Regions from separate parts of the Homo sapiens genome. Here region 1 is linked to region 2. Evidence: chromatin loops called from intact Hi-C (ENCODE). Cell type or tissue: CD14-positive monocyte. All regions are shown on one strand. Links, peaks and the distances in the headings refer to the core of each region. The heading gives the core; the rest is flanking DNA.

What was found. Peaks named below come from ENCODE experiments on the same cell type or tissue, not always from the same donor. Only the 100,000 strongest peaks of a DNase experiment are listed, where the experiment ranks them.
Region 1: a loop joins it to region 2, with 1.9 times the contacts of the local background. A loop is called at or near these places in 4 of 110 quality-filtered maps.

What each region holds. Positions count from the first base shown.
Region 1 is chr1:221,006,387-221,021,900 of GRCh38, forward strand. No RefSeq gene overlaps it. Among named protein-coding and RNA genes, the nearest start is that of HLX-AS1, 130 kb to the left of the region's middle. In CD14-positive monocyte, for the core only: no CTCF peak of the experiment used is centred there; no DNase peak of the experiment used is centred there.
Region 2 is chr1:221,061,465-221,076,978 of GRCh38, forward strand. It overlaps LOC101929750 (a long non-coding RNA gene), which reads left to right. Exons shown (of 7, transcript XR_001738479.2): 3 at 5,495-5,638. Among named protein-coding and RNA genes, the nearest start is that of HLX-AS1, 190 kb to the left of the region's middle. RefSeq lists a silencer at 7,680-7,729. In CD14-positive monocyte, for the core only: no CTCF peak of the experiment used is centred there; DNase peaks (open chromatin) are centred at 8,097, 10,577 and 10,937; H3K4me3 peaks cover 2,005 bases; H3K27ac peaks cover 1,512 bases.

The sequences.
Region 1 (15,514 bases), core at 3,956-11,955, 56 kb before region 2:
ATGAGAGAGGAGTGTGAATGATGGCAAGTGACTATTGAAATGCCAGACTGGGGTCCCAGTGGCCTGTTGGGATTCAAGGTGGGAGGTGGTACCACTCCTTCCATTTTTTTCTTTTGTTTTCCACATTATTTAACATTTCTTTGGTTTTCTATCTCCTCTTTCTCCAAGGCATTTCCCTTCTGTTCTCTTTTTTGTTCCACATCATTTCCATAGTGGTGCTGTGGGAAATCTCTTATAACCTTGATCTTAAGAGAGAAAATTAGCAACCACAATGGAGGTTAATCATATTATATTAGACATCAAGAAGTGTGTTTTATTTTGAAAAAAACATAAGAGTTAAATATAATATTGTGGGTGTTTGTATGCCCTTCATCAAGCTTCTCCCGATGTTAACATCTTTCATAACCTTCGTACATTTATTAAAACTAAAAGATTAACACTGATATAGTACTATTTGCTAAACTATGCACTTTATTAAGTTTCTCCAATAATGTTCTATTTCTACTCCAGGGTCCAGTCCAGTCTACTATGCTACATTGAGTTGTCATGTGCCCTTAGTCTCTTCCAATCTGTGATAGCCTCTTGGTTTTTCCTTGTCTTTAATGACCTTGATACTTTTGATACTATTTGGTCAAGTGTTTTGTTGATTGTCCTTAAATTTACATTTGTCTGATGCTCTCTCATGGCTAGACTGAGGTTAAGGATGTTGGAAAAGAATACACCAGAAGCGAAATACCCTTGCCATTATACCATGCCCAGGGATACATTATGTAACATATACATATACATATACATACACAAATGTCTGTGTGTGTGTGTGTGTGTGTGTGTGTATGTATTTAGTGGTGATGTTAGCATTAATCACTTGATGCCAGGGCTCTTCACTGTACAGTTAATACTTTCCCATTTTCATACTAGAAGTAAGTCCCATGGTTTGATTAGAATCAGTAGAAGTGAGTCAGTAACTTCAGCCCCCATTCAAGGGGAGGAGAATTAAACTCTTTGGAAGGAAGAGTATCAAAGAATTTGTGGATGTAAGTTAAGACCATTTCAGTAATAAATAAATATTTTTTGGAGATATTTTGAGGCTCTATACTATCCTGTTTCTGCTTAAATCTTCTCTCACTAATTTTAGCTGCAGCAATTATTAGTATGTTCTAGTAGTGATTTTCTATTTTTCTCATTCCTTCTATATTTATCATTGACAGTTAGTCTGTCAAGATTTATTCTTTTTTCCATTTACTTATTTACTTAATCACTTATTTATACCAGTATGGACTTGCAGATACTTATTTTAATATTGAAGTTATAATCCAGTACTATTGTTTATTTTGTTGCTCAGATTGTTCCAGCTATGTTTATCAGCAGCTCTTTAAGCTTGGCACCTGTGTCCTTTTAAAATGTTGATCATTTACTTATTTTTATTTATTATTATTATGGGTACATAATAGGTGCATATATTTTTGGGATACATGTGATGTTTTGATACAGGCATACAATGTGTAATGATCAAATAGGGTAGTTGGGGTATCTGGTACCTTAAGCATTTATCTTTTTTTTTTTTTAGGAACATTCCAATTTCACTCTTTTAGTTGTTTTAAAATATACAATAAATTACTGTTAGATATAGTCACCCTATTGTGGTACCAAATACTAGATCTTATTCATTCTACCTAACTGTATTTTTGTACCCATTATCCATCCCCATTTTTCCCCTCCTCCCTGCTACCCTTCCCAACCTCTGATAACCATCATTCTATGCTTTATCTCCATGAGATCAATGTTTTTTTTAGCTCCCACATACGAGTGAGAACATGCGATATTTTTCATTCTGTGCCTGGCTTATTTCACTTAACCTAATGTCCTCCAGTTCCATCCATGTTGTTGCAAATGACAAGGTTTTATTCTTTTTATGGCTAAATAATGGAATAATACATAATTCCATTGTGTATATATACCACATTTTCTTTATTCATTCATCCACTGATGGACACTAAGGTTGATTCCATAGCCTGGTTATTGTGAATAGTGCTGCAATAAACATGGGAATGCAGATATCTCTTCGATATACTAATCCAAGTATATTCTTTTTGATATATACTTGTGTCCTTTTGATAAAGCCCCATTATTTAATTTTATTTTTTATTTTTAGCACATCTTTTCTTTTTGGCACTATTAGAAGGATCATCCTGTTTTCTATGCTTCTGCTCTAGAATCAACCATTTCTCTAAGGATTACTGGTTTCCCTTACTGGAGAATGATATTTAGAAAATAAGATCTGGACACTAGGTGTGCTCATTGCTACTGGGGTGTCACTGCTTCTGGCACCTCTGAGCAGACACAGCTATGAAATATATGTATATATACTAACTCATGAATATACAGATATCTATATTTATTTATGTATCAATCTATCTCTGAACATATTAAATATGAGTTCATTCTGGTATCTCTGATTCTAATCAAACCACAGGACTTATTGTAGATTTCCCTTTGTTGTTTATTTGTAACTTCTTTCTCTTACAGTAGAACACCCAGATCTCATTAGATTTCCTTATTTGTTCCATCCTAGTATACATGTAAAGTCATTTCAAAATTGTTTACCTGTACCCCTGTGAGAAACAACCAGAGTAGAGTGTTCATGTACAGTTATTCTTGCTTGTAGCTTTACCATATGCAAACAGTTTTCCAGTGTTTCACAGATAAATTTCCTTTTCCCTTACCTTTTTCAATAAAGCTTTGTCATACATTTATAAATAGTTAAATTTATTTGTCACAATTTACAGTATGTCTGGGTTCTGCTGAATATCCTGGTTGATTTAAAAAATGTATATAGTGAAGTTCACTCTTTGTGTTGTACAGTTTTATGGGTTTTGGCAAGTTCATAGAGCCATTTATCCACCACCCCAGGACTATAAAGTACAGTTCCAATATCCTAAAAATTCCTTGTATGGTTTCTTTGTAGTCAACATCCCCTCTCTACCCCTGGTAATCACTGATCTGTTTCCCACCCTTTTGCCATTTCCAGAATGTCATAAATGGAATAATACAATGTGTAGCATTTTGGGACTGGCTTCCTTCAATTAAAAATGCACTTGAGATTCATTTATGTTGTTGTGTCACTCAATAGTTTGTTCCTTTTAACTGTTGAGTAGTATCCCATTGTATGGATATACCACTGTTTATTTTATTCATTCACCTGTTGTAGGACACCTGGTCTGTTTCCAGTTTTTGAAAATTGTGAATAAAGTTGAAGTAAGCATTCACATTCAGGTTTTCATGTGAACAAATGTTTTCAGTTCACTTGAATAAATACCTAGGATTGGGATTACTATGGGTTGTATGGTAAGTGTGTATTTAACTATATAAGAAATTGCCAAACTGCTTTCCAAAGTTGCTTTACCATTTTGTATCCCCAGTTAGCAATAAATGACAGTTCCTGTTTCTCATTGTCTCCAGCATTTGGAATCCTCATTTTAAAATTTTTATTTTTGGCCATTCTGACAGATGTATAGTGGTATCTCATTTGGTTTGAACTTGCATTTCCCTAATGATAATTGGGTTGTTTATTTTCTTGTTAGGTTTTAAAAGCTTTTATTTTTTTAAAAAAACATTAAGGATACAAGTCTTTTATCAGATATGTGATCTGCAAATATTTTTTCCAGTCTGTGATTTGTCTTTTCATTTTTTTTTTTTATTTTTTTCAGATCGAGCCTCACTGTGTTGCCCAGGCTGGTCTCAAACTCCTGAACTCAATGAATCCTCCCATCTCAGCCCCCCAAGTAGCTAGGACAATGGGCACATGCCACCACACCTGGCAGTCTTTTTATTTTCTTATCAGTGTCTTTCTAGAACAAAAGTTTCTTATTTTGGTAAAGTCCAATATATCAGTATTTCTCTTTAGGAACTGTGCTTTTAGTATGTTATTTTGAACTTTTAAAGTGCCACAAAACACCATTTAAGTCATAGTATATTTTATCTATTTAATAATGTGCCATGTCATTATGGACTCCACTGTTTTAATATTTATAATATTCATATTTCTGTTCCTACCCTAATTCTTCTTGATGTTTAGTCAAGAAGAATTAGTCTAATATAATCTAAGAAGAATCTAGTCTAATATAAACTAGATGTTGCTATCCATTTATGTCTCTTTAGAAGGTTTTCCATTAATTCAGCGATTGCTTTAAGGGATAGCAAGTTTGAGTGGATTTGGGGGCAGAAGGCTAACTAGACCAGGTGGGAGTCAGCTCTGCCTCAGCCAACTGTGGCAACAGGAGCAGAGGCTCCTCTCTGAGCCTTACCTTTCTCATCTATCCTACTTGTACTTCTCATAGTTGTTGTGAAGAGAAAATGAAATGAAGTAGATGCTCACATGAAGGTATTTTTTACATGTTTCTGATTTTCTGTTTATTTCTGCCCCCAGACTCTGCAATGATACATGAGAGAGCAGAGACCATGGAGGAAAGAGAGAAGGACAGGAAATTCTGGGCTGTGTGGGAATTAAGAGTGCCAGTATGGAAGCTTAACCTGGTGTCCATAGCATCCAAGCATTTGTGGATCCTGTGGCCTCTGCCTACACTTTGGAAGAGGCCTGCCCCTTTCCTCCTGGGGGCTCAGGTTGTCCCTGATTGGAAGGGCATGTGGTAGACAATTTACCGGGGCCCAGGGTGGCCATCCTGGCTACTGCCACCAATTTCACTTTTGCTCATAAAACAGCAGAGAATAGAGACTGTTAAGTTCAAGGTTTTCCTTGAGTTGGTTTCTTGGTTTGGTCACTCAGAATTATAAAAGTCATGGAATGTTATTTCTGGAAGGGACTCTGGAGATACAGGCCTATATTTTCTGATTCCCAATTTAGAACAGAGGATGGGCACATGATCTCCCTGAGGGGTATGTGTGTTTCCTACAAAATAATTAGAGGCTTTTCCCACTTGGTCACCCATTCTTCCTTGTGCTTTTCTAACCCCCAGCCTTGACCCTGGCAGGGCCGTCTCTCTAGGGTGCCTGCTTTCAATTTTTTTTCTCTTTCTGGATTTGTCTTTCAAGAGCCAGCTCAAATGTCTCCTTGCTGTGTAATTTGCTATCTCTGATTCTCTTCCCACCCTTCCCTGGCAAAATGAATCACTCTCTTATCTGCTTTGATATAGCACTTTAATGTAGCTATTTTGACATTCTGTTAAAAGTACACTTCTGTGTATGTCTCCCCTGCTAATGTGTCAGTGCCTAGAAGGCAAGAAGGGTGCTTATCCCCATCCCATAGTGGGAGCACAGAGGCTTGCAGGAATGCTTGTTGCCTTGAACCTGACTCCACTCCTTATTGTAAAGGCAAAGAAACTGAGGATAAGTAACCTGCATCATCCCTTCCCCAGAAATTCCCTTTTCCTAACAATTGATTGACCTGTATTCAATATATCTGGGAGCCAAGGGTCGGTGCTAAATTCTTTCTTTAAATTATTTTTAGCATGGAGAACCCGCGATTACTCTCTATATAATTGGCATGAGCAAGTGCTTAGGACTTAAGTAAGCAGACTTGATAATAAACATTTTGCAGTCTTAAATGCACAAACGCTTCTGCTTCTGGTAAGATTAGTTGACAAAACTATAGGAGGCCGCTAGAGAGACTGTCTGGGATTTTCCTGTGTGGAGTGGACACAATTAGATCTGCAGAATATCTGATCCTGGGAAAGAAAGGCTGACAGTACGATAAATAGGCTGCTACTGCATTTTGATCAGTGTTCCTACAAGCAGACAGACACATTCCCTCATTCACCATGTCCAGAAATCCAAAATTTATAGATCTCTTCACTTGCAAAATGCTCCTAAACCAATTTTATTTCCACAGACTTGACCTTTGGCGTTTAGACTTTCTCCCCATTGGCAAACCCAGGCTCCATTTTATCCTGCAGACGGCCATTTTGGCAGTTTCCTTAACAGCTTAAGGAAAGAACGAGAAGTCTACATATGGAGACCTCATCCCGGTTGCCTAATGGATTCAAAAGACATCCTGAATATTCATCATTTCTCCTTTTATGAGCACCTTGGCAATTCTCTCTAAAGGCGAAGGCTGCAGTAAATTCAGAAGTGCCATTTAGTGAATACCAATCTATCTTCAATTCAAGTCTAACTTTTTTCCTGCTCCTCGGCACACTATGGTAGCTCCTGAGAACTCAGTGAATGCAGGGCATTGTCTCAGCTTGGGGGAGGCAGGATTGTTTGTGAAAATCCAAAGCCTGAAGCGGTGGTCTGCTCCTCAGCCTGCTTGCCTGAGCTGTATGCACTTACCTTGCATTCTCTGCAACTCCTTTCCTGGAAGCTGGAAACCTTTGGGGAAAATGGTAAAATCATGCTGGAGTGCTTGGCTTGGTGACAGGGCTTTTAATCAGTAGTTGTAAATTGGCAAATATTGTTTAGCTCTGTGCCTGTGATAGTTCCCTTAGGTGTGCTTGAGATCCATCACAACATTCCCCAAATGTGTATCCCCCAGGATACTGATGTGGGTACTTGTTCAACGGTGGTAGCTACAGACAGAGACAGAAGCCCTCTGATTATTTTTGTTCATTCGAACAGTTCAGGCTGCTTGACCCTGAGTGTGACTACAGAAGGTGCAGCGGGAGGTGGCTGTGATAGTCTCTGCTGTGGAGCCACTCTGTCTCCCCACAGGCTCTATGCTGGTAATTGAGCCTTTTCTCCCACCCAACTTCAATGTCATCCACATTAACTGCACATTGTTCATCGATTTCTCATAGTTTTTCTCTCCTTCCTGAAAAAATTGGGGCCTGAAATCTCAATCTCCATTAGCTTTTGTACCTTTTTACTCTAGAACAGAAACACATGTACTTATTATTTATCTGTTTATATTAGTATGTTCTTGAAATTTAGACTTTCAATTTCATCTCTCTCTCTCTCTCTGTCTTTTTTTTTTTTCTGAGATGGAGTCTCGCTCTGTCACCCAGGCTGGAGTGCAGTGTTACAATCTCAGCTCACTGCAACCTCTGTCTCCCAGGTTCAAGCGATTCTCCTGCTTCAGCCTCCCAAGGAGCTGGGATTACAGGAGAACGTCACCACATCCGGTTAATTTTTGTATTTTTAGTTAAGACAGGGTTTCACCATGTTGGTCAGGCTGGTTTTGAACTCCTGACCTCAAATGATCCGCCACCTCGGCCTCTCAAAGTGCTGGGATTACAGGCGTTAACCACTGTGCCTGGCCTTCATCTCTTATTCTAGAGACATTATTTCTTGGACAAAGTCAAATAATTGTCAACCCATAGGTTTGGGCCAACCCATGCTTGGGTGTTGGCCCAAAGTGTTTCTTTCCCTAGTGACCTGCCTTTCCTCCACATAGATTGTTAAACTTTCCTCTGAAGCCAAGAGGCTATGCCATTTCTCTTTCTTCCTTTATGCACCCCAACTGTCTTAGTGAATTTAAACAGCTTTTGAGCCCATCACAGAGTTTGCACACCATGGCTCACAGGCCACATCTGGCCTGTGGACCTGTTTTCCTTGGCCTTTGTATTGTTTTGAAATGTTTTCAATTAGTTGCCAACATTTACAAATTGGGAAATTTTACATTAAAGTGTCCAGACTTTGGGAGCCTCATGAAAAATCAAAAAATCTGAAAACCTTGAACCTGCATTTCTATTCAACAGTTGGCTGGGACTGAACAGATGGGGAAGTGTTAGGAGCTGTGCATGTACTCACTAGTTTGCCACAGTCCACACTACTGCTAGTATTTTATGACTCCTCTGTTCACTCTCTCACTGACCTGCCTGGCTGCTGTAGGCATTTGTGTTTGTGAGGACTGGTCTAATAGAAGACAGAAAATCTGCCTAGGAAGATTATATTTTCTGTTTTGTTGCCCACCTCCTCCAATTATTCTTCTTATAGGAAAGAAGGAATCAAAGGGATCTAAGGAAGATTTGTGACTTTTACCAATTTAGGAGACCTTATTGGAAGTTCACTAGTTTAGGAAGGAAAGATGGAAGTCTCACATTTTGGTTTATGATTATTATTTTTCTCATACTCAGAGACAGCTCTTGAACTTAGAATTATGCAATCTTGCAGCAGGAATTGAAGCAGGGTGCATAAATCAGGAACAGACTCTAAAGCAATATTGGAAGAATACAGTTCAGAAGCAATCAGCCTACAGAATAGGAAATGGCGTAGGTCTCATCTGAGGCTAGGTGTGAGTGAATTCCGTCTGGCCAAAACGTAGTACCCACCAAGGGGAGAGAAAATAGATAAAAGTGGCTAATTATCCCACAGATAAGATTAAGGATATTAAATTGCCTTCTAAATTCAGGGTGTTTTGTGAAATTAAGGGGCCATTCATCTTGTTCTTTTTATTGATTAAGAAGCAAGAGAAAAGCTTTTTAAATAGTTTGCTTCCTTGTGTTGAATAGTGAGTGGTAGAGAAAGTTGGAACCTCTTATACATCCTACAAATGACAGGCTGGTGCAATGACATGGCATGACTTTGAGAATGGTGCATAAGGAGAAGAATCATATCAGTGCTTACAAGCAACCTCTTCAAAATTTTGACTTACTCTTAGATTGTTCTTCTGCTGAAGTGACAATGCATTTGGGTACTCTGTATATATACCAATAGGGAGGTGGTAAGTGGGGTAGCTTTGCAAACTTTCCTCTGGACCTGAAATTCCAGCATCCAGTAAAGTAGGAACTTTGCATCTCCTGCTACCTGAACTCTATGTGGTCTATTTGTGGATTGGAAGGGTTGGAAGGAATACTTTGGACCTCTGTTGGTGTCAGATACGATGACAATTGAGCAGTCCTCCCAAAATTTGCTGTCTTGTTTTTATTTCATGTTATGCTAAGTCAAAATCCATATGTTGCACTCATATTTTAAACACAGGTCTACTTCTTGCTTTTTGAATTTGGGAACATTCTGATTATCAGACCCACATCCTCTCCAGGGCACTTAGCCTTGTGACACTATAACTCCCAATTTTTGGAAGTGACTCATAACGTCTGCTTATACTTCTCATTCAGTGTCATGGTTGGGTCCCTGTTGGCTTTTGATTTTAAGTGCCCGACTTGTAATCCGCTCAGCCTGAGAGAGAACTTAGAAATCGGAAGTATTTTATGTTCCAGGCTGTAGACCTTATGAGGTGATGACAGTGTTCTATAGGGATATCTGTTCTGCTTTTCCTATTGAAATCAGTGAAGGAACTGGAGCAGAGTGCTTAACAAGGGCAGAGAGCAAATGAAACTGCCTTGTGATAAAGCTGAGAATGTGATGATGGCGTGTATCAGCACAGCTCAAGGAGGGGACTGGCTAAAAAGCAGGTTGGAGAAAGAGGGAGGAAGTGAAGGTTTCTACACATATCCAAGCAAGAGAGAAAGCCAAAGGTGCCAAGAAAACCATATATATATTACATTATCAATTATATATATATGCATATATATAATTAATTTGAATAGCCCAAAGGTGTATGTTTTTAATAGGAGTGAGTGGGGGCCATTTAAAATGGGTCAAGTGCAAAGCAGGTCAAGTGCAAAACGGGTCAAGTGCAAAACGGCTGGGGCTGGGGGTCACAGGCTGGGACATCACTGGACTGAGGGGTCAGGGGTGAATTCCTGACTCAGGCTATTCTCAGCGTGTCTGCTTTCTGTTTAAAAGCTTTCTATTTGAAAAAAAAAAAAAAGACAAAAACCTGCTTTATTTTTTCCTTTGAAAAAGCAATAGCAAAAAGTATCACGGAATATCTTTAAAAATCAGTCCTTCTTTTAAACTTTTTTTTCTTTTTTTGAAGAGCCACTTCAATTTCTCCTATAGAAAACTTTCGCTAATAGATCTCATGAACATATTTGGTTCCCTTATTCCTCTCTTTTTGTAACTCTCTTGTTTATGTTGCCAGTCATACAGATGACATGTCGTTCTGTTGTGAATTCCCCATTATGTCGTTAGAATGAACATCCATTCTGCCCATTAACATGTAGTCTTTATATCTAAAGCTCTGGTCTCTAGAAATGTAACCCAATGAAAATAAACGCGTTGCGTTTTGGCTGAAAATCAACATGCCTTCATGATCAGTAAGCATTAATTGTTTTTGGCTTTGACAACAAATAAAGCTATTTCAAGGTTTCTTTAAACAGGCCTTAAATTTGTTGGAGGGTGGTGTAATACTTAGAGCATCACAATAAATATTTGTCTGTTAGAACACTCATTCATAAATGAGTAAATATGCCTTATGCCAGGAACTGAGGATGGGCCCTGGAGATACAGGAGGGAATTCCTTGTCTTCTAGGAGCTAACACTTATAATTTTGAGACTATAATTTTATCTTTATTTGGGATAAGAAATAATTACGCATTACATGTTAGAACTCAGCGCAGTGCAAGTACATTAGAGACATTTCTTAGCCTGTGTGCAGTGATTGGTTAACCCACCACAACTCAGGCAGGTCTACAAAAGCTGGATTGGTTTCTATTTAGTCTCCATGATCATTAACTAGAAATTGCCACTGAGCAATTGCTTTTGTTATATTTCCTCATGGGAGTTCTAAATTAAGGTCACTCTATACTAGCTTTACAGTCTTGGGGTTAATATAAGGAACTGGAAGTTTCTGCTTCATGCTTTATGTTTCTCCATTTTGAGACTCATTTAGAAACTTAAATTTGGAAATATATAGTCCTGTGTATTTAGCAAAGGATGCAATTTATGTCAATGGATATTTCACAGAAAAATAAACAACCTTGTGTCAAGTAGGTTTGGTAAATATTGAGTAAAACTATCTTACCTTTTAGATTGGTGCAAAAGTAATTGAGGTTTTTGCAATTAAAAATAATTGTAAAAGTAAAAATACAATTAAAAGTAAAAGTAAATCGATTTTTTTTAGGGTAAGACTTCTCAAAGACTTTAAGTGCTAATGTGCATTGTGAATCTTTAGGATTGGGTTAAGCAAAATTTTTCAAATATTTTTGGCTGCACAATATTTATAAGGAGGTTTCTCAAAGCACTTTCTGTGGGTCTAGTGTTTTATGAAATCTATGTTGGAAAGAAGTGCAATGACCACACGCTCCAATCCAGAAGACTTAGACTATAAAGAGGCTCAATGACTTGCTGAAGGTCCTGAAGACAGCCAATAGCTGCTGGGACAAGAACTCACCATTTTGTTAGCAGGCTAATGTTCTTTCCACCATGGCATGGCATTCCTTTTTATTCCTTTCCTTTTTTAGTACCTTTTCCCCACCTTGATGGCTTAGGCCTACTGGTAGCTTGTTATGTTTTCCATGTCATTTAGGTCCCTTTGAAATAGTAAGAGTGGCTCTCTCAGTTCCTTGTGTTCTGATCGGATTTTTTCCCTCGAACAGCTAAAAGTTGAGCACATCAGCTAGTTCTAGGCAACACCTCCACTCCCTCACCCTTAACCTGTCCTGGAGGAGGCTTTCACTTCAGTTCCTGCTGCTGCTTTATTATAAGCATGGATCCCTTGTTAATCCATCCCATCCATGTCCTGTCTTCCCACTAAGCTCAAGGTCAAGATATACTAATTTGAACTCATCATTAGATTTGTTTGTGCTCTTGGGTCAATTATGTTTGTGATCACTCTGAGTTCTATTCTCCTAAGCAGATTTTGTTGTGTTTTGTTTTGTTTCATGTTTTTGGAGACAGAGTCTCACTCTGTGGCCCAGGCTGGAGTGCAGTAGCATGATCTTGGCTTACTGCAACCTCCGCTTCCTGGGTGCAAGTGATTCTCGTGCCTCAGCCTTCTGAGTAGCTGACAGGCACGTGCCACCTTGCTTGACTAATTTTGTGTGTGTGTGTGTGTGTGTTTTCAGTAGAGATGGAGTTTCACCAAATTGTCCAGGCTGGTCTCAAACTCCTGACCTCAGGTGATCCACTGCCGCCTTGGCCTCCCAAAGTGCTGGGATTACAGGCATGAGCCACCATGCCCGGCTTCTCCCAAGCAGATTTTAACCTTGCTACACATAGGATCTTCCTCTGATCTTATCACTGTCTTCCATCCCAATTCCATTAGGATCCGCTTCAGTATTTTGAACTCTTCTGGCTGCTGCAATATGTTATTAACTTATGTGATATCCATCTGTAATACATACCAGTCTGTGACCATTAATGAGAAAAGAAAGTTGGTGATAAAAATTTTGTCACTGCCAAAAAGAAGATTTGCATCACTTATTTACCCAGAGGCTGTCAATGTAATTAAAAATATGATGAGGTGCTGACTGAGACACCAAATAGCTGACTGGGCAATAATTTTAGTGATTTCACTTTACTTTGGTTATTTACTTAGCTGATTGATTGTTTTGTGACATTTTATAAAAGAAAATACCTATTAAATTTCTATTCATTTGTACGTGTTTGCTGGCCTTTTCTTTCTTCAGTAGTTGTATCCTACTGTTCTCAATTCCAAGTTTTAATAAGGTTAGGGTAGAAAAACTATTATATAAGTAGAACCATGAACTATTTTAATGCAACCATTTGCTTAACAAATAAAACTAAACTTACCTTCAGAGCGAGATGAAATTTCTTTTTCAGTGCTTCTGCTGGAGATATTGCCTGATGAAGAAAAATGGTCCTGTCTTTATCAGGAGGTGTTGTCCTCCTATACCCAAGCAAGATTAAAAACTAGGCCTTCAATCCCCACAAATGGATAAAGAAATTAAAAAAAAAAAAAAGATTCCCATACAGCCTGGCTTTTTATGTAATCCTTTACTTCCCTTTGGAGGAAGGTCCTGTTCATTGGCTAGGACCAACAAGAGACATATTTAATTGTTAATTATTTGTCTTTGCCTTTTTTTAGTGCTATATTTATGATTAGAAAAGCTTGTTTAAAGCATTATGGCTAAAAAAAATGTAGTCAAATGTACTGGAGCTCTTAAGGAACTTTAATAGGCTATCAAAAACAGTGAAGATTTATTTAATGTCTCCCTTCCAGGAGGATATATTGTTGGTTCAGCTGCAACTTCTTAACTTCATCATATTTTATATACTTTGGCCATCATGAATTGCCACAAGGCCTGTTGCATGGTGTGATTTAAAATGTGTTCTGATTAAGTATACAGAAGTGGTCCTGTTCCCCAATGGAGGAAGGAGAGGAACATCATAAATATACATTGTTTAAGTGTAAATTCTACTTCTCACTCATAGGTTATATTGTACTTGCATGTTTTATGCTCTGTTGGTACTTAAAAAAATCATTTCATTCAGGGACATTTCCAGAGATCTAACCAAGAGCCAGGCAACAGGGACCTACTTAGAATTCTTTCCTTAGAATTTGTAATGGGGGCAAAATAAGGCAACGAGAGGAAGTAAGTATATAGTATAAAGCTCTTCTGTTGAATTACATATAATGGGCATACATCTGAGTCTATGAGCTCATATGGGCAAGATATTTACTTTTTTATTTCCTCACATCAAGGCACCCAACTTACCTGACTGGTAGAAATTTTATCTTGGTCACTTGTTGGGCCAATTTGTTTTTTCTTGGAGGGTACCAGAATCTGAGAGGCTATGTGAGGCCAAGGAGATGGATAAAAGGCCTCCCATCTCCAGGATTCCATGTTCACATTGACATTGACATTCTTATGGTCAAACCAGTGAGTATTCTTGATATATGGCTGCTCTCTGCTTTTATGCTGGGTGTGAGGCTCAAGTATTTCTGTAAGCCTGGGATCCTGAGAGTCCAGGTGTCCTTCTCCAAGAAGTTCTACTAAATATCCTGGCAAGGCCTTGCTACTTCCCCACGCACCACTGCAGAGAGCAAAGTGATCCACACTGGTCCCAGACCCTGCAGACCTTTTTTCTTCCCAGAAGAAAAGATGACTTCCCAGAAGTCATCCTGGCAGGATGACTCTAGGACTCAAAAGATTTTCCATCCCTGGACCCCTCTGGACATGTAGAATGACCTCAGCCTTCTGGGCATTTCTGCTCTTGGTTTTGCTGTTCAGTCTACTAAAGTCACTGAATGAAGGCAGCCCAAAGGTATATCCACCTGTTGAAATGGGGGCAAGTGATTGTGACAAGAGCAGAAATACAGGGAGAACAATAACACATTCACAAAAACTTTGCTCTGGATGGGTAGAGATGTTAAGACCAAGAGAACATGGCAACAAAAGTGGCTTGAATTGGGAAATTCAGGTAAGTCCTATTTCCCCCTGTTGACTCAAGAACTCTGTTGACTGGAGAACTCTGTGTACCCAGTAGAACAGTTCATGTAACATAAGCATCAAAATAATCAAGGGCTGAAGAATAAATAAAAGACGGGCCCCCAAACTCTCCAGTGAAGAAAAAAAGATATAAAAAGCAGTAAAATGAAGATCTGTTTTCTTTTTTTGTGGGCCATATCATCTTAATAAGTCCCATTGTCTGATTTATTGGTCCCATCACTAGAGAATCCAAAGCTTCTTTGACCTCCTAGGTGATTTTCAAGTTATAGCCACAGCCCTGATTCTAAAATCTTAGGTAAAAGGTACATATAGACTTGTCCCAGTTATTACAAATGAATATGGTGCATATACCTTACATTATAAAATACCCACTTTGTATTTCTTAAGCAAAATTCATGAAGACTTTCATGAAATGAAATAAATACTATAAGAAATGTCACGTCTTTTCAGGTCAGTTTTTGCTTTCATATATATTGAAATCAGGTGAGATTTTATGGCCAAACAGCTACAAAAAACTTTCACTATTCAGGTCTTTTGCATTTTGGAATTACAGATAAGAGATTGTAGATCTTAAGTGAGAGTCAAAAGTTGTTCATACCTAAGCAAGAAGAGAGAGAATGAGATATTCTCTGTGTATAAGCTGCCCACACCTCTTTGGCTGTGTGGGAGCATAAATATTATTCTCCTTTTTATGCTGTAGTATTAGCTGTATTGGGAAATAAGTAAGTTTTGGCATAATGTCAGTTAAGTGATATTAGGAAGCTTTACAACAAACTGGAAAGCTTCAGTGTTTCTCAGTCCATTCATTCAACAATGATTGAGCACCCACTGCATATCACGAACCAACCTAAGTGTTAGGGAAGACAGCTTGTGCCTTCATGGTGTTCCCCATATTGTGGGGGAGTAAGTGCACAATGATACTGTGGCAAGTGTTAAAATAGGGGAAGGCATAAGACGCTTTGGGACAATAAAAAGAGCAGCCAACTTAGACAGAGGGGAATGATGGTGGGCTTCTTTGAAAGAAGGAGGAGATGGCCCTGAGCAGAGTCTTGAGTAATCCCTAGGCATTACACATGAACAGAAACAAAAAGAAGGGGTGATGGGTGAAGGGATGTTCCAGACAGCTGGAGACATATGTGAAAATGTGAAAAGACAGCATTAGAGAATGCACGTTTGGGAGAGAGGGGGACCAGGGATGATGGAAGAGAGGGGCCAGATGCCAAACCATGAAGGATGACTTTGATAATCAGGACTATCTACATCAGTGGATCATCAATGAAAAGCTTTCCAGCCCAAACAGGGTGATGAGAGCATCTGTCCATGAACTACTGCCCAGAGCTCATCTGGTAGCTCTAAAGATCTAC
Region 2 (15,514 bases), core at 4,713-12,712:
TTCATCCCTTTGTTTATATCTGTTAATCTTTGTATGTGTTCATGTATAACTTTTACATGATTGGAATCATAATACATATTCCATTTTAAAATCTCCTTTTTTACACAAAAATACATTGTGAATATTTTTCTATATTATTAAATATCATTAGCTGAACTTTTAGAATTGACTGCATGTTTTGGTACCATTTAGACATAGTTTAAGATACTCAGAAGTTATGTGGCTTTGCCACTATGGATGAATCTTCTTTACTCAATATTAATTACTTTAAAATAACCTCACCTAAGTACTTCTCAGCCATAAAAAGGAATGAATTAATGACATTCATAGCAACTTGGAGACTATTATTCTAAGGGAAGTAACTCAGGAATGGAAAACCAAACATTGTATGTTCTCACTCATAAGTGGGAGATAAGCTATGAAGATGCAAAGGCATAAGAAGGATACAATGGACTTTGGGGACTCAGGCGAAAGGGTGGGAGGGGTGAGGGATAAAAGAATACAAACTGGATTCAGTGTATACTGCTCAGGTGCACCAAAATCTCACAAATCACCACTAAAGTTCTTACTCATGTAATAAAATACCACTTGTTCCCCAAAAACCTATGGAAATAAAAAATTAAAAAAAAATAACCTCACCTAAAATGGACTTCTGTTTTCGGGAATATGAAATAGATATACTCTTCCCAGATCGCACCACTGCACTCCAGCCTGGGTGACAGAGCGAGACTCCATCTCCAAAAGCAAAACAAAACAAAACAAAACAAAAACCCTGAACAAAATATGTAACACAAACAAAAGAAGACTCTAAAGGTCAAGAGAAGAAGGCAGAACTAGGGAACTTGGAACCCAAGAAACAACACTGTGGAAAGTTCCCTGGGTTTTCTTTTGGCCTCACGTATCTGAGACTTGAAACTAACAAAGCCAGCAACCTGGAAATGCCAATAGGAGCAGACAAAAATGTCCCTTCCAAAAGCCTACTTTCTCTAGCCAAAGGCCAGCCAATAGGCAGCCTAGCAAGATAGAAAACTTTGACAATAACTGCTGTACTCCAGCCAATGCTACAGAAAAATACAGCGGCTCCAACCTCACTCCCACCAGCAAAGGCCAAGTGGGGAGCATAGATTTGCTCCCTTCAGAGGGATAGTGAAGTGTTGTATGCCACCTCCACTGGGGTGATGTCAGAAAAATCTGAGCAGGGAGCTGGGAGTTTCATCCACACTGAGTATTCCCTCTGCCTCCTTTTTCCTCTACTTTTGATGTCAGTGGAGACTACATGGGGATTCTAGACTTCCACCCACAGCCACTGGTGCAGTAGTGTCAGAAAAAGCTTAGTGGAGAGTCAGGACTTTTACCACCACTTGTGGCCACCCTGCTCCCTTGGTATTAGAGGAGCTCAGGTGGGGAGAAGCAGCTCCTACCTCTGTCCAGCGGTAACAAGTGGCATCCCCCACCCCAATGTGGCAATGGAAGCTAAGTGACAACCTGGACTTTTACCTTCATTGGCTAGGAATGAGGTGGCACCCTACTTTCCCTGCCAGGACTGTGTCAGAAGAAAACAGCTAAAACAGAAGGTTTAAATAACATCTTGAGTCTTTTAATACCCAAACTGTCCATGTTTCAAATGAAAATCACTTCTTAAACCAAGAACCAGGAAGATCTGAAACTGAATGAAGATAGACAATCAATAGTTGCCAACACTAAGCTGATAGAGATATTAGAATGATCAAGAATTTTATAGCAGCTGTCCTAAGATGCCTCAACAAGCAATTAAAAACATTACAGAATATACTAAAATTACAAATTGTAAAAACAGAAAACTTTAATAAATAGAAAGTCTCAAGAAAGAAAGAGAAAATATAAAGAATAATTCAATGAGAAATTTTGGAACTGAAAAATATAACAATCAATATAAGAAACACAATGGACAGGCTAAAGAGCAGTATGGAGGGAACAGAGAAAAGAATCAGGTAACTGGAAGACAGAACAACAGATATTACTCAATTAGAACAATGTAGAGAAAATAATAACTGAAAAAAAAGGACAGAGCCTTAGGGACCTGGGAGAATATAATAGAAGATATAATGTGTAATCAGAGACCTAGAAAGAGAGAAGAAAGAGATAGGACTAAAGAAGCACTTTAAGAAATAATGACTGAAAATGTTCCCAATTTGGCAGAAGATGTAAACCTACAAATTTGAGAAGCTGGGTAAACTCCAAGGAAGATAAATCCAAAGACATCCATATGAAGACACAATAGAGTCAAACTTGAAATCTAAAGACAATTTTAAAAAGCTTCAAAGTGCTTAGTGACAGAAAAATAACACCTTACTTGCAGGGCAAAAAATAATTTGAATGACAACATATTTCTCACCAGGAACTATAGATCCCAGAAGGAAGTGGTGCAACATTTTTCAAGTGCTGAAAGAAAATAACTGTTAACCTAGAATTCCTATACTTAGTCAAAGTATCCTTCAGGAATCAATGGGAAATCAAAGCCTTCTCAGATGAAGAAAAACTAAGAATCTGTCACCAGCAGATCTGCTTTAAAAGAACAGCTGAAGGAAGCTCTCTACATGGAAAAGAAATGCCGAAAGAAGAACCCTTAGAACATCAGGAAGAAAGAACATGGTCAGTAAAAATACGGATACAATATAACTGACTTCCCTTCTCTTAAGTTTAATTAAAAAAAAAAAACACATGAAATAAACAAACCAAAGACACTTAACATGAAACAATATTTTGAAGCAACTATCATATACAGATAAATGTGGACAGCATTTTTTCTCCATTAAAAATACATAGTTAATGGAATGTGTACTTACCATGTAACTCAAAATGAGAATTTGGCCTTCAAAATAACTATTAGAGAGGAAATTAATCCTAAAAAGATATGGTTAGAAACCATTCTGAAATTTTGTCAAAAGTTTCTTCCTTTCCTGTCTGCTTACTTGCATAATGTATGATGAAGGGATTGGACTTGATTGTCTCAAAGGTCTGTTCAGTTGAGCTCATGGCACTCTTGAATTTTTTTGGCTAAATTTCTGAAAGATCCACAAAATTGCAAAACCTTTAAAAATACTTTATTGTACATAAAATCACATCTTTGATGAATGAGGTGGTTTACTTTATGAAAGAATTTTAAAGAGGTTAAGGAATGATGTTTTCCTGTACTTTCTGTGCTGGGTTCTCTTCCTCCTTCCTTTTTAAGAGTGAGAATGAAGAAATTTAATTTAGATTAAGCATTGAAACAAACAAAAAGCATTGAAGCAAATAAGAAATTAGTCAATATTATAGGAACACTTATTACCTTTTTTTTTTCTGTTCTTCTCTTTTACCCCTTCTTCCTCTTCCTTCCCCTCTTTATTCCCTTTCCTTTTGGAAGCATTTGAGAGTAAGTTGCAATAACTATTACCCTTCTCCATAATTACTTCATTATGCATATCCAAAGAACAAGGGTAGTCTCCTAAATAACAACAATATAGTGACCAGATTCAGAAAGATTAACATTGATGCAATACTATATAAAAAAAATCCAAATTCAAAGTTATTTTCTTTAAACAAATAAAATGTCTATTTTAACAGAATAGGTTAAAAGGAAGGGAGGTCCCATTGCATTTTTATAACCCTTATTCCTTTGCCTCTTTCTTTCAAGTATCCTTCTCAGGGACTGGCATCTGAATGATTTCCCACCCCTACTGGCCCATCCTCTTTCCTGTCAACACTTGTGAGTCTTTCCCGTGTTCCTTCAGGACTCAGCTATGTACTGACAGCCAGTCTTCCTAGCCCGATGTCCATGGATGATGACGATGGCTCCCTATGATCTCACTTTCCCAGGGGCATCGGCAGTTTTTTCAACTACTTTCAGAAATGTGGGCAGTTTATACAGAGCTTCAGAAGCCAGAGGAAGTATTTTGAAGAAAGGGGACAATTGGTATCTCCTTACCTTACTGTAGCAAGTTTCTACCTATCCATAAGCAAATATGAACAATTTAAAGTTCATAAGCAAATGAAAACAATTAAAGTTTAGGGGTAGGAAATGATTCAGGTGCCAGTCTCTGAGAAAGATATTTAAAAGAAAGAGGGAAAGAAATGAGTGTTAAACATTCTATGGGACCTCCCTTCCTTTAAACTTATTTTGCTAAAATAGACAGTTTATTTCTTTAAAGAAAATAACTTTGAATCTGGGTATTTTAGTTAGTATTACAATTGGTATTTTCTTACCTTATTGTAGCAGGTTTCTACCTATCCATAAGCAAATATGAGTAATTTAAAGTTTTCTGGAATTCAGTGTTTTTTGCCATATTTGAGAAGCCAGTGTTTTCAATAGGTCTATAATATTCTGCTGTGGAAAAAAAGCAAAGAAAAGCAAGATACTGAATAATGTTTATAGAATGAGCTCATTACCAAACATAAAGACAGTTTTTCTCTACATCAACATATGCTTGTATGAGTATGAGGGAAAGAACAGAAGGATACACACCAAATTACTAACATGGGTTACCTTAGGAAGGTGGGCTTAGCTTTCTCTTCATGTATTGCTATATTTTTTTACTTACACAAAACATGTATCCTTTTTGTAATTAAAATAAAAATAATACAGTTTTTGAGAAGCAAAATACTCAGAAAGCATATAAAACTTCTGATTTAACACAAAACTCCCAACTACCAAGAAGAGAAAGAAGGCCATTGATAGTATCATGGAACATATTATATGGTACATAGGGGTTAATTGCTTAGTGATGAATGAATGACACAGGATTATCCATGATGAAATATAAGATCATCTTTTATATAAATCTGTTTCTCCTGGGTAAATTTTCTGGGTAGTCTTCATGCTAAGACAAATTTTGCTGAACTCAGGAGAGAAGCAAATTGGGAAGGAAGTAAGATTTCATTTTGGAGAAATAAAACTTGAAAAGGTTATATTCAAGAAGGGAAATGAGGTTTTCTAGTTGGATCCTAGGAAAGGCATTAGCACGTGCATTCTGACTTTTAAAATTCCTTGCCTCAAGTGTCTTCTGGGTCTTATGATTTCTGGACTTAGTACATTCACCTTCTAGGAACATTCTTTTTTCTCTTAAGACACTCTGAATGCCAGACTGTGTCCAGTGACGTATCATCTTAAGTGGTTGAAAGACAAAATATTTAAATTGCCATACATTTTGTCTGCCTCTTCATAGAAATGATGCAAATCAGTTTCATATTTCCAGTGAATTCTTTGACTCTTGTGGTCTCACATAGGGCCTATGAAAAACACAGCTTTTCCCCAAAGAAGACCTTCATCACTTGAATTTTATTAGCCTCCCCAAAGGCCTAGTTTCTGTCTAGTGTCCAGTCTTGGAAGCATCTGCTTTAAATTTCCTTTAAACAACTGTTATATGGAAATGACTTCCTTTCTTCTCTCTCCACTCCTCATCCTAAACTGAGCTGCCCGTCTACTTCTCACTGTAACAATCTTTGATGTCAGCTTATTTGTGGACCTCGCACACAGGAATGGGACAAGTCACCAGCTCAGAAGTCTCAGGACCAGCGACATCAAGAGCAGGAAGTGGCCAGTGCCTCAACTTCACTCCCCTCTCCCTCCTGGAACAGGCCCTCCATCACCGTAGATAATTCATGTCACTGAATGGAACATGTAAGCCATCTCACTTCTTTTTGTCTTCACAAATGCTTTAAACACAGGCTTGGAAAATCTGTGGGCTTCTCACACGTTCTCAGATATATTCCTTTGCACCTAACTGGAGTGAAATGATATGGTGCTCAGTGGAAGGAATCTGGTTGTGCCAGCAGAGGTTGGGGCTATGGAACCATGTAACTGGAAGCAAGCAGTGAAAGAAACCTGGAAACTCCTGTCACCCTGTGCCTCAGTGCAGGCTGGCTCAGCAGCATCAACTTAATGTTCTGTGTGGGATGCTAGCACATTTGTGTTTGGAGCCTGGTAATTAGATTGTGAGCAGGAGGCAAAATCCCAGCAATCTGGTGGCATGGACAAATCTTGGTGTCAGAAGGCATGGTGTGTTGAGGCTTAACAATCTCAGCTCTATTTTTGTCTATCACCCCTTTGATACATGTCAAAAAAAATCCCACCCACTAGTTCTCTTTCTCCTCTCCCCATCAAGATCAAGCACCATAGACAAATTAAATAATAACAATAATAGAACAGGAAAATAATACACCGATGATCAGACATCAAAATGAAATGCAGACCCTTAGAACAACTTTGCTTCGTGTACTTTTAATACATTTTATATGCCACACGGCAATTTACTGAGAGGTGGATTTTAACATACCACATATGCTATTGGCAAGATAAGAATTACTGAGTTGAATGTTGGTTCACTAAATATGCTGAAACCCTTTTACAGTGTAGACTCTGAGGAACAGCTAACACTCTCTTTATGGGCACATTGAAATGAATTGTGCTTTTACTGTATGTCATTGTTATGTTTCAGGGGACATGATTTCACCAGTAGCTTTGCCAAATTTTTGCAATAACATGATTCCACTGTATTTCTATTTTAGTACCACGATCTCATGCCTTGAAGTTTATTTGAAAAAAGAAAACAACATAAAAAAGAGTGAAGTTCAGCCAAATCCAGGTTATTCAGGATTTAAGTTATAATCCAGCATGAAGATTATCCTAAACTTTTGCTTCTCTTCCTCACCTTTAGTATTTTTCATCTTAAGTGGATGTTCCTGCTCAGTAGCATATTTCCCAGAAAGAATCAATGGGATTTAATTAATTTCTTGTGTGAAATGCTGCAGAGATACTTTTTGAGGGAGGGAGAGAGAGAGAGAATGAGAATGTATGTAGAGAGAGAGAGAAGAGAGAAATGGTTGGAAGCTTTTGGTAATATTTTCTGATATGTATAAACTTAAATTACCTAGAATTCATGAGCACTTCTGCTTGCTATCCATGTAGAAGAGATCATTAAGAGATTGCTGTATTTTATCCATAATGTACTTTTCTAACCTAAATTATTAGGAATAGGAATACCCCATCTGCATGCTATGAATAACACCATGTGTGGAGAATCTGCACAGATCCTGAGATAATTGTAGGGATGAAGCTGTCTAAGGAGAAATCCCAGGCCTTAGGAGAGTGTGAACCTTGTGGAAAGATGAACAAAAGGGGAAGAGCCCTATTTTGAATCAAGGAAATCTTAACTCATGAGAATAAAATTAGTGTGAGGAGCCAAATCCTGAACAATCTTTAGTTTCCTTATTTTCTCTCTGATGACACTGTAACTGTCTAACTAAAAAGGAGAGAATCAAGTTAAGGAGCAAAGTATTTGGTCAACCCTTTAAACTATTTGTCGACATCATTTTATAGGTCAGCATACTTGTTTGAATTTTCCATTTGTCTTTAGAATATCTACCTGGAGAGAAGTCGATATTTAACTAGAAGAGATGGACGCTGTTGGGCTAATACAAAAAGTTAAAAATTCAACCCATGAAACATTGGTTTTTATTTCATTAGCAATTTTGGTTTCATTTTTTTTACCCAAATTAGGCTGAAAAATGAAATCAAAATTGCTGGTGAAATGAAGCCATTTTATACAAATAGCACTTTGCATCCTCAAAAAGAGAGATTCCACAGAATGTTCTTGTACAAACACCTGTAGTTTGGGTCCATGTGGAATCTCTCTTTTTCAGGACACAAAGTGGTATTTGTATAAGAACATTCTGATTCTGGATCCACTAGCTGCAAGAAGACCTGATTGAACCAGTGCCTCCCGCTGTGGGTGAAAATCAGCCTGGCCTCTCCTGGGACACAGAGGGGACCAAACTGTCAGTCACTAGAATGATTTGTTCTCACTTTCCAGCTGGCTGGTTTGGTGCTGTTGTTGATGCTGCCACAGTCATTGTAGTGTAGGGTAGGTAACAGACTAGCCTTCCAAGCACCTAGCTTTCCACCTCCTTGCTGAGACTTTGGCTTGGTCTCCTAGAAATGGCTCCTTTTAACCCAATAAACAGGGAAGTGGGTGGGGGGATAGCTGTTTAAAAAGAGCACATTTTAATGGAAAAATGAGGTATTTTCCATTGTGGTAATGTGTCTTTTTTTTTCAATCATAAAATTGCTCAAAAGAGGAAGCAAAAAGAGGAACATGTATTCATTTGTTTCAACTTGAATTTGTGAAATGAGTTCTTAAGAAAGCTAGCAGGCATCTATTTCGAAGAATTATGACTCCTTTTCGACATGTAAATATCGTATCATTTCCACAGTATAATTATCTCCCATGATGATCTAAATTTATATGACTGTAGATTCCAAACGCAGTTATTGTGGAGTTTCAACAAGACCACATATGAGAAAGAAAGAGAGAAAATATCTGCATGTGTCAGTGTTCAAATGACACCATCAGAGACTGTTGAGAGTAAGACAAGACCTCTCCTTTGTGACCAGTTAACTGATACTAGACAAGTATTGTTCTAGCAGGTAAAATGACTCGAAGATATCTTCAAACTTTATATTTTTTAATAACCCCCATAATACAGAATTACCTATGGATGTACATGTTGGAGTACATTCACGTGAAAGTATAGAATCAGACATTATTCAGGCAGACTTTCCCTGTTCCAAATACTCCTTAATTGAGGAACTACCTTGACTACTAATTTTAAATCACAATAGTTCCATGCAGAAGGGAGAGCTAAGTTTTGGGTTACAAAATTTTGAAAACCACCATATAGAACCCACCTAAAATATCCAACCACCAACTTGCCACTGGCGATGGCTGAGAAAGCAGAAGGGAGGCAGATGTGGTTGTTGCCCAGTTGGAAATGATGATACTAATAAGACTTTAAGTGAAGTAAGCAGAAGGAGTTTGGGGCATTTGTTATGCTCTCCTTGAAGCTCTGTTCTGAGTCCTCCCAGACCTGGCTGGAGATTGATTTTCCTTCTGTGCTAGATATCCTACGTGAAAATAACCATGGCAGTATTAATAATAGCACTGTAGCAGCTGTTTGGAAAGTGAGCACCTTCCATACCTTAACTTTCTATTTTGCCTGGTAGATTGCACTCTTTTCCTTTTCACTAGCAGATAGTTCTCTGAGTACGAATCTAAAGAGAGGAGAGCCAAGGCTATCTATATTGCCTATGGTAAGACAGCATAGTGAGACATTTCCTTAAAAATCTGGGAATGACTGCAAATGGCATTGGGAATACAATCATGAGTTGGTTGCCCCTGATGGTAGTTCTTCAGGTTCATGCATAGGAAGCTCCAAGGGAAGGTTGACTCATTAGATGCACCAAAGGTTGGCTTACTCTAAAAATGAACATGTCATGAGCATGCACACAGGGTTAATAACATATATTGAGCTTTTCCTATATGCTAGATTCTTTTTTACCTTCTTATTAAATCCAAACAACAACGTCCCAGTGAAGATGTTGTTATCAACAAGAATATAAGCAGAATGAGTAGCAATTTGGGTTCACTTGTATACAATAAACACTTGGCACATTTGCTTTTCAAATGATTTAATAAATGTTAACCTTATGGATGAAGAAACAGAGTTTTGCAGAGATTGAATACTCTGCCAAATTCCCCCAGCCAGATAACGCCAGAACAGGGAAACAGGCCTGACGCTATGGGGAGATTTTGTTCCCTGCCAGAGGTTCAGCATACCCAAATCCCCTCCCTTGTGTGGGCCCTGGTTGGAGTTGGACACAAGAAAAATTTGCATGAGATATGGAAGGTAGAAGTGAAGCAGCAGCTGTTATGCTCAGAGGATGGACATATGGATGCCAGGCACCATGACAGTGTCAACTTACACGTCATCACTTATCTGCTGGTTCACCTCGTTGGTGTGGGGCAATGGCTGGGTCCACAGCTTCTCTAGTTTTCAGCAGATCTCTTCCTTTCAGTTCTTTGAGTCCTGAGCCATGGCAGGAACCTTGTGCAGCTTCACGGCAAAGGACACCAGTCTCTTCTGCAAGTTATCTATATTGTTGAGGTTGGAGGCCATGAGATACAGATGTGGGTTTTAGTTTGTCTTGTCTCTCTGTTCATGTCCAGCTTGTCTTCCTGATTGCCAGCCTTCTTGACCTCTAGTGACTTCAAGGCTACTGCCAGATGCAAAGGCAACAGCCTCCCATAGGCTTCTTTATAAGTTCCCACAATGCTGTCGAGTCTAACCTCTTCAGTAAACCATTTATTTCATATCACTTGTGGTGGCTGTGCTTCCATGATCAAACTTTAGCTGTTATGGTTTGTCAGACTCCAAATTTCCAGGATACTGCACTCACTGGGAGACTATGAGGGTGAAGGCACGAGCAGGTTTCAGTGGGACTGGAATCCTCTGGCTTTAGGAAACTGAGTACTTCCTTAATCAGATGCTCAGAGAACAAAGCAAGGGGATATACATGAGCAAAACAGAAAATTGAGAAGTCATATCAATGTTTCATTTAGCTTATGAGATTACAGAGCTAGTAATTTCATGGCCAATTATATGTTTAAGATAGGCCAAAAATAAGTTGAAAAAATATTTCAGTGGCCGTTTGTGGACAATATAAAAATGACATTTTTCTGATTTCTCAATCAGTGCTTTTCAGTATCTTAGTCACAGCCTACATTTACATGCCAAACATCTGCATGGAAAGTGAAAATATGCTGTTATAACCTAGATGAAACATCTGGAAGATGATATTTTTCTACTTTTTATTCATTTGGTGTCACATAGATCTAGGCATCAACACATATCTCTTTTCCCTTAACTTTAAAAAAACATGATTTTATTTTTCAGTGCACTTTTTCTGGAAAACAATTTTGCAAGGTGCAAGGTATTCAGATGAAGTGCTGAAATCTTGGCTGTAGGAAAAGTTAAGCATAACCAACCAACACTTACTTCAACCCCAACTGCAACACTTCTGAGACTTACCCTTTGCCATTTAGCACGTTCCTTTTGCTGTCTGCTTGCACACTATGTACCCTGGGACTTTCCTGGTTTTCTCTGCCTTCTGCTTTTGGGGTAATATTGGTTTAACCAATATTAAACCAAGAAGTACAACATTAGAAAGACCCAATTTTCTTACATGAAAGCAAGAAGTTTATTCAACTCATTGCTTCACTTTATTTCTAGGGGCCTTTTCTAGGTCCAGAAAGAAGTTGTCCTTAGCCCTAGACTTTCTGTACCTCTACCCACCCTCCCTTCAGTATGTATGTACGTTGTCTGTCTTGAGTGAGATAATATGCCCATGCAGATACGCTCTTCTTTGTTTTCTAAGCATTAGGGTTGCTGATACACAACAATATTTTTTCTTGGTAGAAGTATGTTCCATGCAATATTTGGGATATATTTTATGCACAATTACTTGCTGTTTAGCTAAAATTCAAATTTAACTGGGCATCCTGTATTTTATTTGCTAAATCTGTCAACCATAGTGTAGATACTTCTCGCATCCCCAATCTCCCAAAGCTCCCATTTTCTAAATCCTGCACACTGACAAGACTTTCAACAGTAAGTTAACTTCTGGACAGCTTGCCAGACTCTCCTTGAGGAATGTGTTTGCCTTCTAGCATTTGGATGAATAATTTAGTTCTGCCACTAAAACAAAACATGAATGGGCATTTGATGTAAACATTATTTTCCTCACTGCTTTGGCTGAAGAGCTGAAGAGTTAGAAAGGTCCTACCGGCAACATCCACCTTTCTGAAATGCACTGCTTGCTCACAGACTTAAGGTGTAGCTTGAGCTGTTTCTGGGTTACACAGCTTTTCTTCTATTTCCGTTTTTTTCTTCTTCAAAGTTTCTAGTCTTCTTTTCTTACAGAAGTATGACCTCTCTTCAAGTCTCAACCAGGACCAACATTTGTGCCATCCAGATTTTGCGACCCAGAAATGGCCATCTGACCAGTCCATGGAAGGCCTTCCTAGACTGGAGTGTGTATTCTTATGACCCAGATCACATAATACTGACAGAGAGGTATTTGGCAGTAACATGGGTAATAATGGTAAGGAAGGGTATATGGACTACGATTTATAAAGGCTTTTTGAAATTAGCTTGAAAATAACACTTACTGGGATTTCCCACATTTTAAAACTAACATGCTTATTGTAGAAAAACATGCAAAACATACAAAAGCTAAAAGCAAACATAACAAAACAATCACTCACAAATTCACATCTTGAGATATTCACTGTTGTTATTTTTGGTGTATATTTATAATATTTTTCTATAAATTTATTTGTTGTTTCAAAAAAGTACCATATAACACAGAAATACACAGCAACTTTTTTTTGTGATTTAGCAATGGATTTTGAACATTTTTTTCTGTGCAGAGTACATGTGTATGTCAATAATTCTCAATATTTTTTGGGTTGCAGATCTTATTTAAGAAAGTAAAGCTGCTTCTTTCACGAAAACAACTATACAGGTACCTAGAGGATTTGGGTACAATTTCAGATCATTAAAATACATCTGTAGATCCTAAAGATAAAGAAGTCCTGTTCTAAAGTATCACAACTAATTTGAATGACTGACATGGGATATTTTGAGGCTTCCAGTAAGAATTTATTTTATATAAGCTAAATAGGCAATTAGACATTTGCTACATTGGGACCTCATATTATAAGATTTTGCTTTTTTTTTTTCTTGGAATTCAGGTTTTTAGGGTAGTGGTCCCCAACTTTTTTGGCAGCAGGGACTGGTTCATGGAAGACAATTTTTCTGCTGAGCAGGGGTGGGAGGTGGGCAGGGTTGGGTGATGGTTTCGGGATGAAACTGTTTCACCTCAGATCATCAGGCATTAGATTCTCATAAGGAGCACACAACCTAGATCCTTTGCATATGCAGTTCACAGTGGCATTTCTGCTTCTTTGAGAATTTAATGCTGCTGCTGATCTGACAGGAGGTGGAGCTCAGGTGGTAATGCTCACTTCCCCGCCATTCACCTGCTGCTGTGCAACCCTGTTCCTAATAGGCCACAGACCAGTACATGTCCACAGCCCAGGGGCATGGCAAGAGGAGACATTAGCAAATATGCAGATTGTCCTGTTTACATGTCAGCTCTGAAGACTGTTGAGTTGATGGGTCTTCCCTTGGTTGCAAGCCAACAGCAGTCAGAAGCAAGAAACCTTGTCTAGATTTCACAATAACCTTGTCACAAGTCTCACGTTTCCTGTAGGAAAGCTGAATTTACCAGCACACTCACTGTGAGTAAAACTGTAACTCTGCTCTGAGCAGAAGGCTTGTGCTGAGGATAAAAACAAATTCTCAGTGGAAATACAAAATTGATCTATTAATTCCTGGATGCTAAAGACAATGATTTTTTCCTGTCTGGTGGCTGTTTTTCTTTTGTATGTAACTTTCAGTTTATTTCCGTAGTTAGGAAAGAGATAAAGCAACTTGAGAAAGCATAGGAAGGTGTAGTCCCCTGAAATCTAAATGAAGCCTGTTTGGTCTTGCAGTTTCCTGTGCAGGTCTGGCCTGGGGCAGGACTATATGGGCATCTGCAGCCCACACAATGTAGGAAAAAGACTGGTAGAATATTATCATTAACTAAAGTAACTATAGATGTTCATTACTGAGCACTTATTGTACAATGGCCATTGGGCTAGGTGCTCTACCTAAATTACATTAAATTCTCACCACTCTAAAAAGTAGGTATCATTTTTCTTTTATGTGGAAGGGGCTGTGCCACTGAATGGGTAAGAGCACAGACTCTGGCTTTCCACAATCTCGATTCATACATATTGGCCTTGTGACCTTGAGAAAGTTACTTAGTCTCCTTGTGCGGCATTTCTTTCATCTGTAAAATGGGGCTAAAACACAAATTTGAATCCAGGTCAGAGTTTCTTTTTTAAATTTATTTTTTAATAAAAAATTTTAATGAGATGTAATTCACATATATTAAAATTTGCCCATTTAAAGTGTACAATACCATGTTTTTATTTTTCATTTTTAAATTTTAATTTTTATTCTTCCAACCTTTTTTTTTTTTTTTTTTTTCTGAGACAAGGTCTCACTCTGTTACCCAGGCTGGAGTGCACTGGGGCGATCTCGGCTTACTGCAACCTCGGCTCACTGCAACCTCTGCCTCCCGGGCTCAAGTGATTCTCTTGCTTCAGCCTTCTAAGTAGCTGGAATTAACAGGCATGTGCCACCACGCCTGGCTAATTTTTTGTATTTTTAGTAGAGACAGAGTTTCACGATGTTGGCCAGGCTGGTCTTGAGCTCCTGGCCTCAAGTGATCTGGCCACCTTTGCCTCCCAAAGTGCTGGAATTATGGGCGTGAGACACTGCGCCTGGCCTTTCCCACCTTCCACCCTCAAGTGGGCCCCAGTGTCTATTGCTCCCCTCTATGTGTCCATCTGTACTCAATGTTTAGCTCCCACTTATGTGGTCAGTGTTTAGCTCCCACTTTAGAACATGCGGTATTTGGTTGTCTGTTCCTGAATCAATTTGTTTAGGATAATGTCAGCCAGGGTTTCTACCCAGGAAAGCCTACTGCCTGATTCAGTCCTTAGCTAAATTGTAAAGATCCCTTTGATTCCTCCCTCCAGCCCTCCTTTCTCACTACAGCACCCTCTCTCCCTATCTCCACTAACAAGATCTTTCCTTCCCTCTCCTTCTTCTCTTCATAACTTCGCTTGCAACTTCCGGTTTCCAGGCTACAGAATGCCAGCTTTCACAAGTGTGAGGACTGCTATGAAAGAGAGGCACATGCATAGCAAGGGCATTTTTAGACCTCCAAAGCCTCAGGAACACAGGAAGTAATTCTCTAATAAATAGATATCTGGAATTGTAACTGGTTGAAGGAAATACTTGGTGCCAAATTCCTATTTAGTGCTCCTCAAAACACACGATGATGGAAAGTGGCCTCCTCCTTTTTCTAAATTAATTGGGCTTTGATATGGGTCTGGAAGAAACTCATGAGCTGCAGTCTTTCATTCAGGAACTTAATAACTTTTGGCCATAGTTGGAATGACTTGTCATGTTTGGGTCCAGCCAATAGGGAACACAGGTCACATCTTTCCCTGCATAAGCCCACAGCCACCCATGCTGTGGGTAGCTGTCCCTTTCCTTTCCCTTCATAAAGTGGATAGGAGGCGAATAAGGCTGAATAGTAATTATAAACATCTGGTGGTTACTTTATGATTAGGTCATGTTAAAGATTTTGGGAAGCCTTCCATCAGTCTCAGTTAATATCTTTCCAATTATGTTTACATTGACATTTACCCTGGGCCCTGTAACTTCTCATTATGCCTTCTGGAGTTATCCCATACGCTCTGGGCGTGGTGAGAAGTTCACCAGGGAGGCAAGGATTACTGCTGCTACTGCTTGATCAAGGGGAAAGGCAGCCAGCAGTTCCAAGGAGCCAGGAAGGGACTGCCCAGACATGAAGAAAGATAATGTGGTTACTATTTTGTCATATACTTTGGCTTTATTTTACCTGAAAGTTCAATGACCAAGATACTAGAAAAAGTCTTCATAGCACTGAGGGGCTGTTTCTGAATTAGAGACACAACTGATAGTTGGAAGCCTGTTGTTTGTGAGAAAGAATTGTTTG